Linked DNA regions of Homo sapiens: regions 1, 2 and 3 are each linked to region 4. A link is a contact called in ENCODE Hi-C or POLR2A ChIA-PET data. All regions are on one chromosome and are shown on one strand. The core of a region is the stretch at or near the end of the contact, and the rest is flanking DNA. Distances in the headings are between cores, read along the strand shown. Region 1 overlaps LINC-PINT (long intergenic non-protein coding RNA, p53 induced transcript). Region 2 holds the start of STRIP2 (striatin interacting protein 2). Region 3 overlaps LINC-PINT (long intergenic non-protein coding RNA, p53 induced transcript). Region 4 holds the start of TMEM209 (transmembrane protein 209).

Region 1 (2,700 bases), core at 37-2,536, 750 kb before region 4:
ACGCATTGCCTTCATTTAGCCAATAGCCCGCTCTGAATGTGTATATTACGATGTGCAGTTTCATTCATCAAGGGGATTTCGGGCTCCAGCAGCACGCAGCCTCCAGTCTTGAGTGACTCCTGGGCTTTGGCTCAGCAGTAACTCCTCCATAAAAACAAGTGTGTGCATCTGGCTGTTAGAAGAATTCATGCTCATCCGGGTAAGGATAAACTGGAGAAATTATTCCTTTTTTTCCCTTTGGGTGGTTTTGAGGTTTTAGAAAAATTGATCCTCTCTTTGAGAAGAGTTCAGAACTATTTGTCTGAAGTTTTTCCATCCAAACTGCTTTATCGTATTATCCACTGTCTTACCCTTTTCCTGTGAAATCTACCCTCTTCAAAACATAGTTTCATTTTCAAATTTTAAAAGATAAGATTCCATTTTTCTTTCCGTGCATGAAACTTTAAAAATTAAATCACCACAGTTGCTACTGGCTTAGAAGTGGGGTCTTATATTTTTAGGAAGTATACTTTAAAAGTTAGGCAGAGGGGAAATCTATGTTTGCATTTGATTTATGAAACAGTGACTGTTACATTAAAGGGCGGATTTTCAGACATACTACTTGATCTGCTCTGACAAGCTATGAGCTCTCTCTCTCTGCCACTTTTCTCCCGAACTGTGTTCTAATGGTGGAATCAGCTCATCTTTTTTCCTTAGGCATGTGGTTTAGTCTGTGTACATTCAGCGCGGTGGCATTTTTCTTGAAGAAGTGACTAAGGCTTCTTGGATGAATTCTGTCTTTGAAAGAGGTAGTAGAATTGCATCAGAAAGGCATTTACAGTAAATGGCTACCCCCCCTTCCTGTAATGACCGCATGTGAAAGAATGCATTAATTCTTGTTTTGAGGAAATGAGAGTTGTAGAGTTCTATGAAAAACTCCCTTTTTTATCATTAGTTAGCCAGGTTTGAATGTTCACATTTTAAAAATCAGGCTCATTTTGTGCTATCTAAATAAAAGTCACAAAGATACAGCTTTCCACTCCATGTTCTATGTGGAGTAACCAATCATCCTGAACTCAAAAAGAGGAAATTATGTTGAATATGGCTACAGTTAATGGCATAAGCCTAAACTAAATTAATTTCTTCATAGTCTTTTTTTATATTAAGTTACTGTGCTTCCTAGCTATGTTGCTGATTTGTCCATCAGGATTTGATTCTCAGTGCGACGGACGATGAAGACTAAAAGGAAACTCCCATAGATGATCTGGTCAGGAGTTCTCATGGAAGCAGTACCGCCCCCTAGGTGACAGAGTGGAAATTTATGAGGGTATTCTGGTGGTACAATGAAGGATTTTTCTGGTTTTTTTTTGAGATGGAGTCTCACTCTGTTGCCCAGACTGGAATGCAGTGGTGTGATCTCAACTGACTGCAACCTCCGTATCCTGGGTTCAAGCAACTCTCCTGCTGCAGCCACGTGAGTAGCTGGGATTACAGGCCCAAGCCACCACACCCAGCTAATTTTTGTATTTTTGGTAGAGACGGGGCTTCCCCATGTTGGTCAGGCTGGTCTCAAACTCCTGACCTCAGGTGATCCGCCGGCCTCGGCCTCCCAAAGTGCTGGGATTACAGGCATGAGCCACCTCGCCCAGCCTAATGAAGGATATTTCATGAGTGAGAGCGAGAGAACTTAATGTCCCACAGTAGAAAAGAGATAAAGAATTGCCCTGTAGTACACATGACTTTCAGTTATCCTGTTGGACATTCGTGTAGGGAAAGATCAGTTTATAATTTTCTGAACCTAGACTTTATTTTTTCATAAAAATGCAAAATAATTTTTGCATACTTTTAATATACACAGAATAGATTCATTTTCATTCTCTGGTCCACCTATACTACTTCTTTCATTTTCCTGCACTTTTAATATGGAAAGCTTCTAATCTGACTTCTCTTAAATACAAGCTTCTTCTTTATAAGTAAGTTACAAGCATCTATTTGATTACATAGTTAATTGTACCTGAAAATTATTTATATAATGAAATGTGAAGTATTTTTTATTATAAATTGCTTCTTTTAGATTATCTTTTATGTACATTTAGGATATTCATGTTTTAAAGCTGCATGTACAGTAGTTAATATTATCAACAAATTTGATTTTAGAGTAGTAAATGGGACATGACAGAATTTTTTTGTCATATAAAGAGAGCTATGAGAATAATGGATAGGGTTTTGAACCAATGAACCAATCCGTGCCTCAGCGTTTAAGGAAGGAGGGTATGCAAATTACCCAGATAGGAGGGATGCTTATCTTCTTCATGAAGTTCCCCAGGGAAGATTTCACGTGTACCTCATTAATTTGTATTAGTATTTTGAAATCTTCATAGTAAGCTAGTTCTTCTGTATTAATATTTTCTAGGAGTCTTCATATGTCACTCTAAAAACATGACCGGGCCAGGTGCAGTGGCTCATGCCTGTAATCCGAGAACTTTGGGAGGCCGAGGCAGGTGGATCACTGAGGTCAGGAGTTCAAGACCAGCCTGGCCAACATGGTGAAACCCCGTTTCTACTAAAAATACAAAAATTAGCTGGGCATGGTGGCAGGTACCTGTAATCCCAGCTGCTCGGGAGGCTGAGGCGGGAGAATCACCTGAACCCGGGAGGCAGAGGTTGTAGTGAGCTGAGATCGTGCCATTGCACTACAGCCTAGGCGATAGAGCAAGACTC
Region 2 (2,700 bases), core at 200-2,699, 770 kb after region 4:
CTTTGGAAACTGAAATGCTATTCAAATGGTAAGGCAAGGTCTGGGATGCCAAAAACCTGGTTTCTAGTACCAGCTCTGCCACTTGATGATGATGATGATGATGATGATAGCAATATACTAAGAGTTACTATGTACTGACTAATTACATGCATTGTGCCTGCACTGTGCCAAACATTTTATAGTCAATTATCTCATTTTGACTTTATCACAACCTTCTGAGGTAGGCAGTGTTAATCTCATCTTACAGATGAAGAAACTGGAGCTCAGAGAGGTTCCGTAATGTGCCGAAAATCACACAGGTAGTAAATGATAGGGCTAGGAGTCAAAACCTGGTCTGACTACTCCAAAGTCTGGTGTTCTTGACCACCAACTATGCCAGATGTCTGATCTTGGGCAAGTCACTCCTCTTTTTTTTAGGTCTGTAAAATGAAAGGGTTATACCAGATGATATCTGCAGACCCTGCCACATCTGATATTTTGTCGTCTATTCTGATCCCCGCTCAGATCCAACTGATGGGAACTGCCTCAATGAGGGGATAGGGAAGTGATAATAATTCAACGCTTTCATCTTCATAGATAGGGTTTCTTTTTTCAGGAGAGGAGGAAGAGATCGAAATATTCACACTCCTATCTGTATCCTGCGACTGCTCCCTCCAGATAGCCACTCCAGGACTGCCCCTGCCTGAATCCCGTCTCGCTCAGCCCTCACAGGCAGGGGCCTGATGTCCGCGGAAGGCGCTCCCGAAACGGCCTAAGACTTACGGGGGGAAGGGGACGGGCAGGGAACGGGCAGAAGTCCCTCGGCTGGCCCAGGGGCCCGCCGCAGGCAGCCTGGGAGGGGGACTGCGGTTGCCCCACTCGCCAATCCTGCTTTCCTGCGGCTGAGCTCCAGCCTCCCACCCCTCAAGCCAGTCACTTAACCTCTCCGCTCCTGTTCCCCCGTCTATAAACTGGGATCGGAATTTCTGCTTCAGGGGGCTGCAGCGATTAAGTGAGATAAATATTTGGAAAGTATCTGGTCCGCTCAATACCGCGCTCATCTTCGCGCAGCGGGGGAAAGCCAGAGGGCTAGAAAGCCCCCAACCCGCGGCAGGAGACGGGCGGACACTGGTCCGGGCCAAAGAGCCCAGAGTTCAGCCGCTAGGACCCCGCAGGCGCCCACTGCGCGGGGCTGATCGAGCGCGCCGAGGGCTCCGGGGCCGAGGCCGAATCACCTCAGCCGCCGCTTCCCGCCGGCGGGCGTCTCCGGGCCCCAGCCGAAGCTTTCCGGGCTCCTCACCTCTGACTCCCGCCGCTGGCTTCGGAACGCTTCGCGGCCCTTGGGCGCCGCCTGCTTCCCTTTGCCGCCGCCGTTGCCATTGCCATTTGCGGGCGGGCCCCCGGTCCCAGGCGCGGCGGGGTCCTCCATGCTGCTGGTCAGCGGCTCCCCTCAGGGTTCAGCTCGCTTTGCCGGAGGCGACCCTACCGCCGCGCGCCGGGAGCCAGGCCCCGCCCCCTCCACCTCTATTGGTTACGGCAGCTCGCCGCAACCCCGCCCCGCGAGGCGATTGGCTGCTCGACCGGCCGGAGCGGGACTCGAGGAGGTGGGGGCTCAATGAAGAGATTTTTGAGGGGATCTTTTTAGTCCTGCGGCATTGCTGGCGGACGGAGACTCCTAGGTTAGCTACAGGCTCCACACCTCGCGAAAGCTGGGCCTTGAGATCAGGCGGGTTATCTCTGTGCTCCTCACTCGGTGTCTCTCAGCTCTCACCCCCGTCCCTGTAGCGACCTTTTCCGGAGCTCTAGTCTCCGCCTACTGCTCCACAGCAGTCTCCGTTTCCCTGTTACCACCGACCCGGCCCCCCATATCCCGGCTCCTGCACACGTCCCATATCCCGCTTAGTCTCAGGGGAGGGATGGCACCGCCAGGTGGCCAGGGACATCGCCCGAAACGAGGGACTCGCTGTCTCTGGAAGCTGAGAATTCTCAGCGTTTTTCTGAAGAGAACGCATCTCGCCCGGAGCTAGGGCTTGGCTGGGAGACTGGAGGTCTAAGGGTGGGATGGGGGAGTTTTTCCATCACTGAAATTGGTGGTGCCCTCGAGGGCTGCTCCTGTCATCTGCCCTTCTCTGCTGTAGGGGGCCTCTTCCTCATGGTGTGTAAATGTTGAGGGTAGAGCAAGCCCCCACCCTCACCTGCTCGCCAGTCCTTTCTTTCCTTCCTCTCTCTTAGATGCTTCCTAAGGGCTCATTGTTACTGGGGGCAAAAGAGGCTGTTTGATCTGCCCTCTCCTGAATTTAAAAAGTAGCTTGTAGTAAATATTTAGACAGTCTGGCTTGGTAATAGAAGCCCCAAAGACGTAGGCTCAGGGGAACAGGTGGGACCAAATCGCTGTCCCCAGCCTGGTTGCTTTAGGAAGGGTCTGGGGGATTGTTGAACTGAGCTTGGTGCCAGGCACTGCAGTAAGCGCTTTCCAAATATCACATCATACCTCTCCCCGACAGGGTGTTTTTACGAATCCAATGTTACTGATGAAGAAACCGGCACTTGCAGATTCCTCCCTGCGGTTTCCAAGGTATCATATTCTATCTTGTCTCAGGGTCTTGCCTATGCTGTTCTCTGGAGGAGACTGTCTTCTGTTCTCCTGGTTGATTCCTTTTCTCTCATAAAGATTCTAGTTAGTTGTCACCTCCTCCTCCTCCACAAAGCTTTCCTTTTAGC
Region 3 (2,700 bases), core at 81-2,580, 690 kb before region 4:
AAAAACGGGCAGTCTCAGAATCACCTTTGAAGGTGGAAGGAAGGGCGTTTGTGTGTGACAAGAAGAGTGTACGTTCATACAAGGGTTTTTACTCCTCCTCTGAAAAGTCCTGCTTGGTGGCTGGCCAGTTTGTCATGCTTGGCTGCCCAAGCAAGTGGTGGCAGTCGGAGCACAGGAGAAAGCCGCAGGGGGTGAGGAAGAAGTGCTGGAGAGGGCGCTCCACCTTTCGGCTGCCCTGACCTGTCTCCAGCCCCAGGGCATGTGGTTCTGGGCCGGGCACTGGCCCCCTCTCTGTGGACTGTACCAGGCAGCGGGTAGTGCACAAGCTCTGAGGTCAGGCCACCTGGGCCTAAACTCCAGCTCTGCTCCTTGCTAGCAGTGTGACTCTGGGCACGTTCAAGTTACTTCATGCTTTGTGCCTCAGTTTCCTCATCTGTGAAATGGGGATGGTAACAGGACCCTCATCCCAGGACTGCTGTGTGGATTGAAGTGCCTGCAACGGGATTTGTCTTTTCTGGGATCGCGGTGGATGCTCTATTCCAGGTGAGGGAGTCTCTTGCTTTCTCCTACCTCTTGCAGCCGCTTTGCCTCTGAGTGGCAAATAGCAAGTGGCTGAAAATCACAATGAGCCCGTCAGAGAATGGGGATGGGCCACAAGGCCACAGTCGGATGGGTTCTCCATGCCCTCGACTATGCAGCGGGGTCAGGGCATCCCTTCCTCCTGGGGTGCCCACACCATTCCCTTGGAAGTTTAGACAGCAGCCCTTGCCTCGCCAGACGCAGCAACCCCTCCCAGCTACACGTGGAATCTGTGGCCCAGCCTCCCTCAGATGACCCGCATTGCCTGACAGAGACCAGGGGCCCTGAGGGGTGGCTGTCGCTGGCCTGGGACAGGGTCCCTGCAGGTTTTCAGGGTCCTCAGCAGCATTCGCCAGCGTCGGGTCAGACTGAGTCATGGGGCCCGAGCTCTCCACGAGTTGGTTCTCCAGTTGGTTCTCGTTGGGGGTAATGCCCTTCATCGAACCGCTTCATCCCCAGCCTGTATTGTCTCCGTCTCTTCGCAGTTGTCAGAGGGCTCGGCCGCCACCCTGAAACAGCCCAGAGCTCTCTGAAGAGCACGAGCTTTTACGCTTCTCTCCCCAAATCAACTGACTTTTTCATTGCTTCTGTGGAGGCTTTCTGTGGGAGAAAAGCGTGTTTATGGGGCAAGCTCAGAGAGCTCCTGTCCCCGTGGTGGAATTTTTTTAGTGGCTCTGCCCACGTGGTGGTGAGCGCCGGTGAGGATGGGACGCATTTTCTGCTAAAATGGCTGTGCGAGGCTGCCACCTCGTGGCCAGCACAAGGCAGTGAGTGTGTCCCTTGCTGGAGCTTCTGGGTGAAATAAACTCATTTTAAAGGTCTTCAGCAAGGACCTCACTCCCTCACTCTCTCAGTGTGCATATCATTCCAGCTCCAGGGCTTAATGCGTCTGTTGTGGCATCTCTCAAATCTGTACTTTGCTATCTCTTTGACTACAGAGTCACTACCTTCCGATAAGCCCTTCTGCTGTCTCCAGACCGATCCTTCTAAAGCGTAGATGTCATTGTCTTTCTCTCATTAAAGCTCTTTCATGGCTCCTCATTTTCCAGGTTCCAGCTCATGTCTCAGGAGGCCGCTAAGCCCACTCCTCTGCCCCAGCCTGTGTCTGCGCACGTCTCTTCTCCCTTCCTCCTGGTTTCCTCTGGCTGATACCTGCTCACCTGAAAGTCATCTCAGGTGCCACCTCCTCCAGGGATTCCTCGCATTAGATTAGCTTCCTTCTTCCCCATTCCTAGCTGACTTCCTTCATTATGCCTCAGATCCTTTTTTTGGAAGAAAAAGAAAGAAATGGAAGACAGACTGGCCAGCAGGGGGAGAGAGAGGGAGGGAGGGCATATCAGAGAATTCAATATGCTGCGTTTTAACCAGATACTTTTCTTCCTCTCCCACAAGGCATCAGAGTAGAGACTGCCTTTCATCTCTCTCCCCCTTGTGTAATAGCACAGTGTCTGGCAGATAACTGTTGCTTGCTAATTATTAGAAGGAAGAAAGGGAGGGAGAATAAAAGCCAGCATCACCATGTGATCTTCCTAAGTGCGACAGATGTGAGAAAAGAACTACCTTAAGCTCCAGGGGCCCTAGAGGAACGGCGCTGCGTGCTAGTGCAGATGGTAGCAAACGCTCTCACCTGGCTTGGCAACACTTCTTCACCTCTTCTTTCTACCACCACAGCGACTGTCTCCCTCCAGCCCATCCTACTGCCAAATTCATCTTCTATTAAGCATAGCTTCAATCACATCATTTCTTTATCAAAACACTTCTACAGAGGAGTTCCAAATGCTTTAGCCGGGCCGTCCAGGGCCTCCACAGGATGACCCCAGCCCATCTAGTTTTCTACCACTCTTTATGTGTTTCCTAAGTACCATTCATTATTTTAGGACTTGGTATTTGCTGATGAATTTACTTACTTACTTGAGAGTGTGGCAAAAGCACATCCTAAACTTTCAGTTAAAAGGAGTTTGATTGATTGACCTGCTCTGAGTTTAAGGCACGTGCTGGTCACTGTGGGAGCCATTAAAGAAGGTATTGTTCTGTGGCCGCCAGGAACAGATAGCCCAGCTGGGGACAAGACAAAAAAGCAGGGGGCATTAAGGAACAGACAGCAGAAAGGAACATGTCACA
Region 4 (2,700 bases), core at 126-2,625:
TCTCCTGACCTCGTGATCCGCCCGCCTCGGCCTCCCAAAGTGTTGGGATTACAGGCGTGAGCCACCGCGCCCGGCCGGTATTCTAATTTTGATTGCACCTTGAGCCCTTTCACTTTGAACAATTTTCCAGTTAGTTCATCTCTAAATCTAAAACTAGAGCAAAACAACATTGCTGCTAAAGCAATCTAAAAATGATAAAACTTAACAGCTCTTCAAGAGCACAGCATACCTGCCGATTTTCATTAATATACAATACCACGTGGTATTAATCTTAGGATCATTTTAGGAAAAACTTTGGCCATTGGACATACATGATGTAATCCACTAGCTTACTGTGGCATGGCTTAATGTTTTTATTAGGAGGCACACTTCAGAACAAGTCCCCAGGCCCTGGGTTTCTGGCTGTGGACTCTAACGCGTCATCTCCTCCAGGAAGCTCGCGAGAGCTGGGGCTGGGCTGGATGCGCCTCCTTGGGGAGCACTGCATCCACCTCACCTGCCACCGAAATGCATCTGTGGGCCTCCGCTGGGGTTGAGCTCCTCTGGGTAATAACCAGGAAGGTCTTATTTTCTATATCCGTGCGCCTGGCTCAGCGGCACACTTGTAGGTATTTGTGCTAAATAAAACAAAGCTCAACCTTTTCCTCAGGATGAGCAGCTCTTCCAAAAAATACATACGAAAATGTGTTATTATTTTTAACCTCAAAACCACTAGCAACTTCAATAAAACAAATTTTGGGTGTGCTTGTTATTGCTGCACCCTATTAAACAGATTAAGAATTTAGGCCGGGCGCGGTGGGCCACGCCTGTAATCCCAAAAGGCGGTGGGAGGCCAGCAGGCGTTTGGGAGGCTGAGGCGGGCGGATCCCTTGAGGTTAGGAAATCGAGACCAGACTGGCCAACATGGCGAAACCCTGTCTCTACCAAAAAAAAAATTACATGGGGTCAGGACTCTTGACATAGATACTTTAACACAGGGGAAAGAAATGCTTTGTCACTGATGGTGTCTGGCCACTTTATCACGCCACTCTATCCTACGGTGAGCCGCCCTACTTAATCAGTTTACACATGTGAGTCCATAAATGCCCTAGGGAAGCTAAAATTATATTAATAGATACAAAATTCAGCTTGTTACAATTATTACTTTTTACTGCGGGTTCAGAGCCTGGTCTGAATTTTGCTGCTTAGCTTTCTCCCGCAGCTGAGTGGGAGCCGCAAAACCGAGACCTGTTTCCCTGGTAACGCTCCGAGCGCCTGGGCCTGCGACCCCTCCCTTTCTCGCGAGAAGAGACTACCTAGTTCTTCCGGTAACTTTAGAGCCGCTTGCCGGTGGCCTCCCGCTTGAGCTTGGCTTTGCGCATGCCCAGAGAGAGTGGCGCGAGCCTGCGTTTTCCGGCCAGAGGACATGGTGCGTTTTCGGGGTCGTGTTTGTGCTTCCTGTCTTGGAATCTACGCGGGTTGTGGGAGTTCCGCGCCTGCTGATCTGTCCTGGGTTCAGCCAAGGGGGATGTGGCTAGGCGTTCCGCCTCTCTAGGGGAAGGGAAGAAAGAAGCAATAGGGTTGCTGAAGTTCGTGCCCAGGAGCCGGGGAGGGAAGCTCTGGACTGGGAAATTGGGACGCGGGGGCTGAGTGGCGCGAAAGCTATTGCTCTGTCCTCTGTGGGATACGACTGCTTGTCGCTGGAACAAGTTTTGCACGGTCTGTAAGAGTTGAGCCTAGCTGAAGAAAGGAGGAATTATAAATCCCAAATGTGGACCAAAACAATGCACGTTTTCCCCTCTCTCCCTCTTACTCCGCTCACCACCCCATCATAAGTACGTGCCCTTCTAAAACTTGGATCCTTGTCCTTTATCCACACACAAAAGGGAGAGCCCTGGAGTACAGCTGTCCAAGTGCAGAGTTGTTGAGATAGTAATGGCGTCTGCATGAGGATGTACAACAGTCTTTATGACTTACAGCAGATATGGAATATAGTCTCCCAAAACTTGACATTTTGAGTTTCTGAAGTTAGCCTTTTGCCTAGTCCGTGTAACATACCCCAAAGACAAAATACAAAGTATTTCTAGACATAACCCTTAAATTACAAAATAAGACATTTTTATGTATTGGAAGTATTAAATTGTTCTTAAATAACCAGCCACGGCTGGGCGCGGTGGCTCACGCCTGTAATCCCAACACTTTGGGAGGCCGAGGCGGGTGGATCACAAGGTCAGGAGTTCGAGACCAGCCTGGCCAAAATGTTGAAATCCCGTCTCTACTAAAAATACAAAAATCAGTCGGACGCGGTGGCGGGCGTCTGTAATCCCAGCTACTCGGGAGTCTGAGGCAGGAGAATCGCTTGAACCCGGGAGGCGGAGGTTGCAGTGAGTCGAGATCGCGCCACTGCATTCTAGCCTGGGAGACAGCAAGACTCCGTCTCAAAACAAATAAATAGATAAATAACCAGCCACTTCTCTGTTGATTACACTGTGATGCCAATTAAGTTACATATAATTTTGGGTTCCCTTTTCATATACTGATATTAAAATGGAAGAAGTTTTGATAAAACATTTTAAAGATGAGAGAAGGTATATGCGGTTTCAGTTACCTTTATAAGGGATGCAAAATTTGGTTTTTAAATGGAGCAATAGTTTCTTCTGGTTAATTCCTGTGCTTTTTGTTTTTTCATAGATGCAGGGGGAGGCACACCCTAGTGCTTCC

What was found. Hi-C counts contacts between places; a loop is a spot of excess contacts on that map. ChIA-PET counts read pairs that join two places held with the same protein, here RNA polymerase II (POLR2A). Pooled maps may share reads with other maps.
Region 1: a loop to region 4 is called in a pooled map, with 11 times the contacts of the local background. The contact joins the enhancer-like site here to the promoter of TMEM209 in region 4. A Hi-C loop is called at or near these places in 7 of 50 pooled maps. POLR2A ChIA-PET finds 5 or more read pairs at or near these places in 2 of 52 experiments (OCI-LY7 and WTC11).
Region 2: a pooled map shows a loop between it and region 4 (8-fold over the local background). The contact joins the promoter of STRIP2 here to the promoter of TMEM209 in region 4. A Hi-C loop is called at or near these places in 7 of 50 pooled maps. POLR2A ChIA-PET finds 5 or more read pairs at or near these places in 2 of 52 experiments (activated CD4-positive, alpha-beta T cell and activated CD4-positive, alpha-beta memory T cell).
Region 3: a pooled map shows a loop between it and region 4 (2.7-fold over the local background). The contact joins the enhancer-like site here to the promoter of TMEM209 in region 4. A Hi-C loop is called at or near these places in 1 of 50 pooled maps. POLR2A ChIA-PET finds 5 or more read pairs at or near these places in 3 of 52 experiments (SK-N-SH, activated T-cell and naive thymus-derived CD4-positive, alpha-beta T cell).

What each region holds. Positions count from the first base shown.
Region 1 is chr7:130,958,622-130,961,321 of GRCh38, reverse strand. The region is part of intron 5 of LINC-PINT (long intergenic non-protein coding RNA, p53 induced transcript); the gene reads left to right. Among named protein-coding and RNA genes, the nearest start is that of LINC00513, 47 kb to the right of the region's middle. RefSeq lists enhancers at 67-156, 710-799, 126-1,325. Within about 2 kb of position 1,286, at least 16 of the 41 ENCODE cell types and tissues checked have a DNase peak (open chromatin) inside an H3K27ac peak, as active enhancers do; they include OCI-LY7, where a contact is called at or near this core.
Region 2 is chr7:129,433,181-129,435,880 of GRCh38, reverse strand. It overlaps STRIP2 (striatin interacting protein 2), which reads right to left and starts at 1,449. Exons shown (of 21, transcript NM_020704.3): 1 at 1,280-1,449. The coding sequence starts at 1,408. RefSeq lists a silencer at 1,090-1,569.
Region 3 is chr7:130,895,766-130,898,465 of GRCh38, reverse strand. The region is part of intron 6 of LINC-PINT (long intergenic non-protein coding RNA, p53 induced transcript); the gene reads left to right. Among named protein-coding and RNA genes, the nearest start is that of LINC00513, 16 kb to the left of the region's middle. Within about 2 kb of position 1,330, at least 28 of the 41 ENCODE cell types and tissues checked have a DNase peak (open chromatin) inside an H3K27ac peak, as active enhancers do.
Region 4 is chr7:130,204,081-130,206,780 of GRCh38, reverse strand. It overlaps TMEM209 (transmembrane protein 209), which reads left to right and starts at 1,375. Exons shown (of 15, transcript NM_032842.4): 1 at 1,375-1,408; 2 at 2,671-2,700. The coding sequence starts at 1,406. It also overlaps a transcript of SSMEM1 not described here. RefSeq lists enhancers at 1,111-1,220, 1,281-1,460, 1,137-1,936 and a silencer at 2,598-2,700.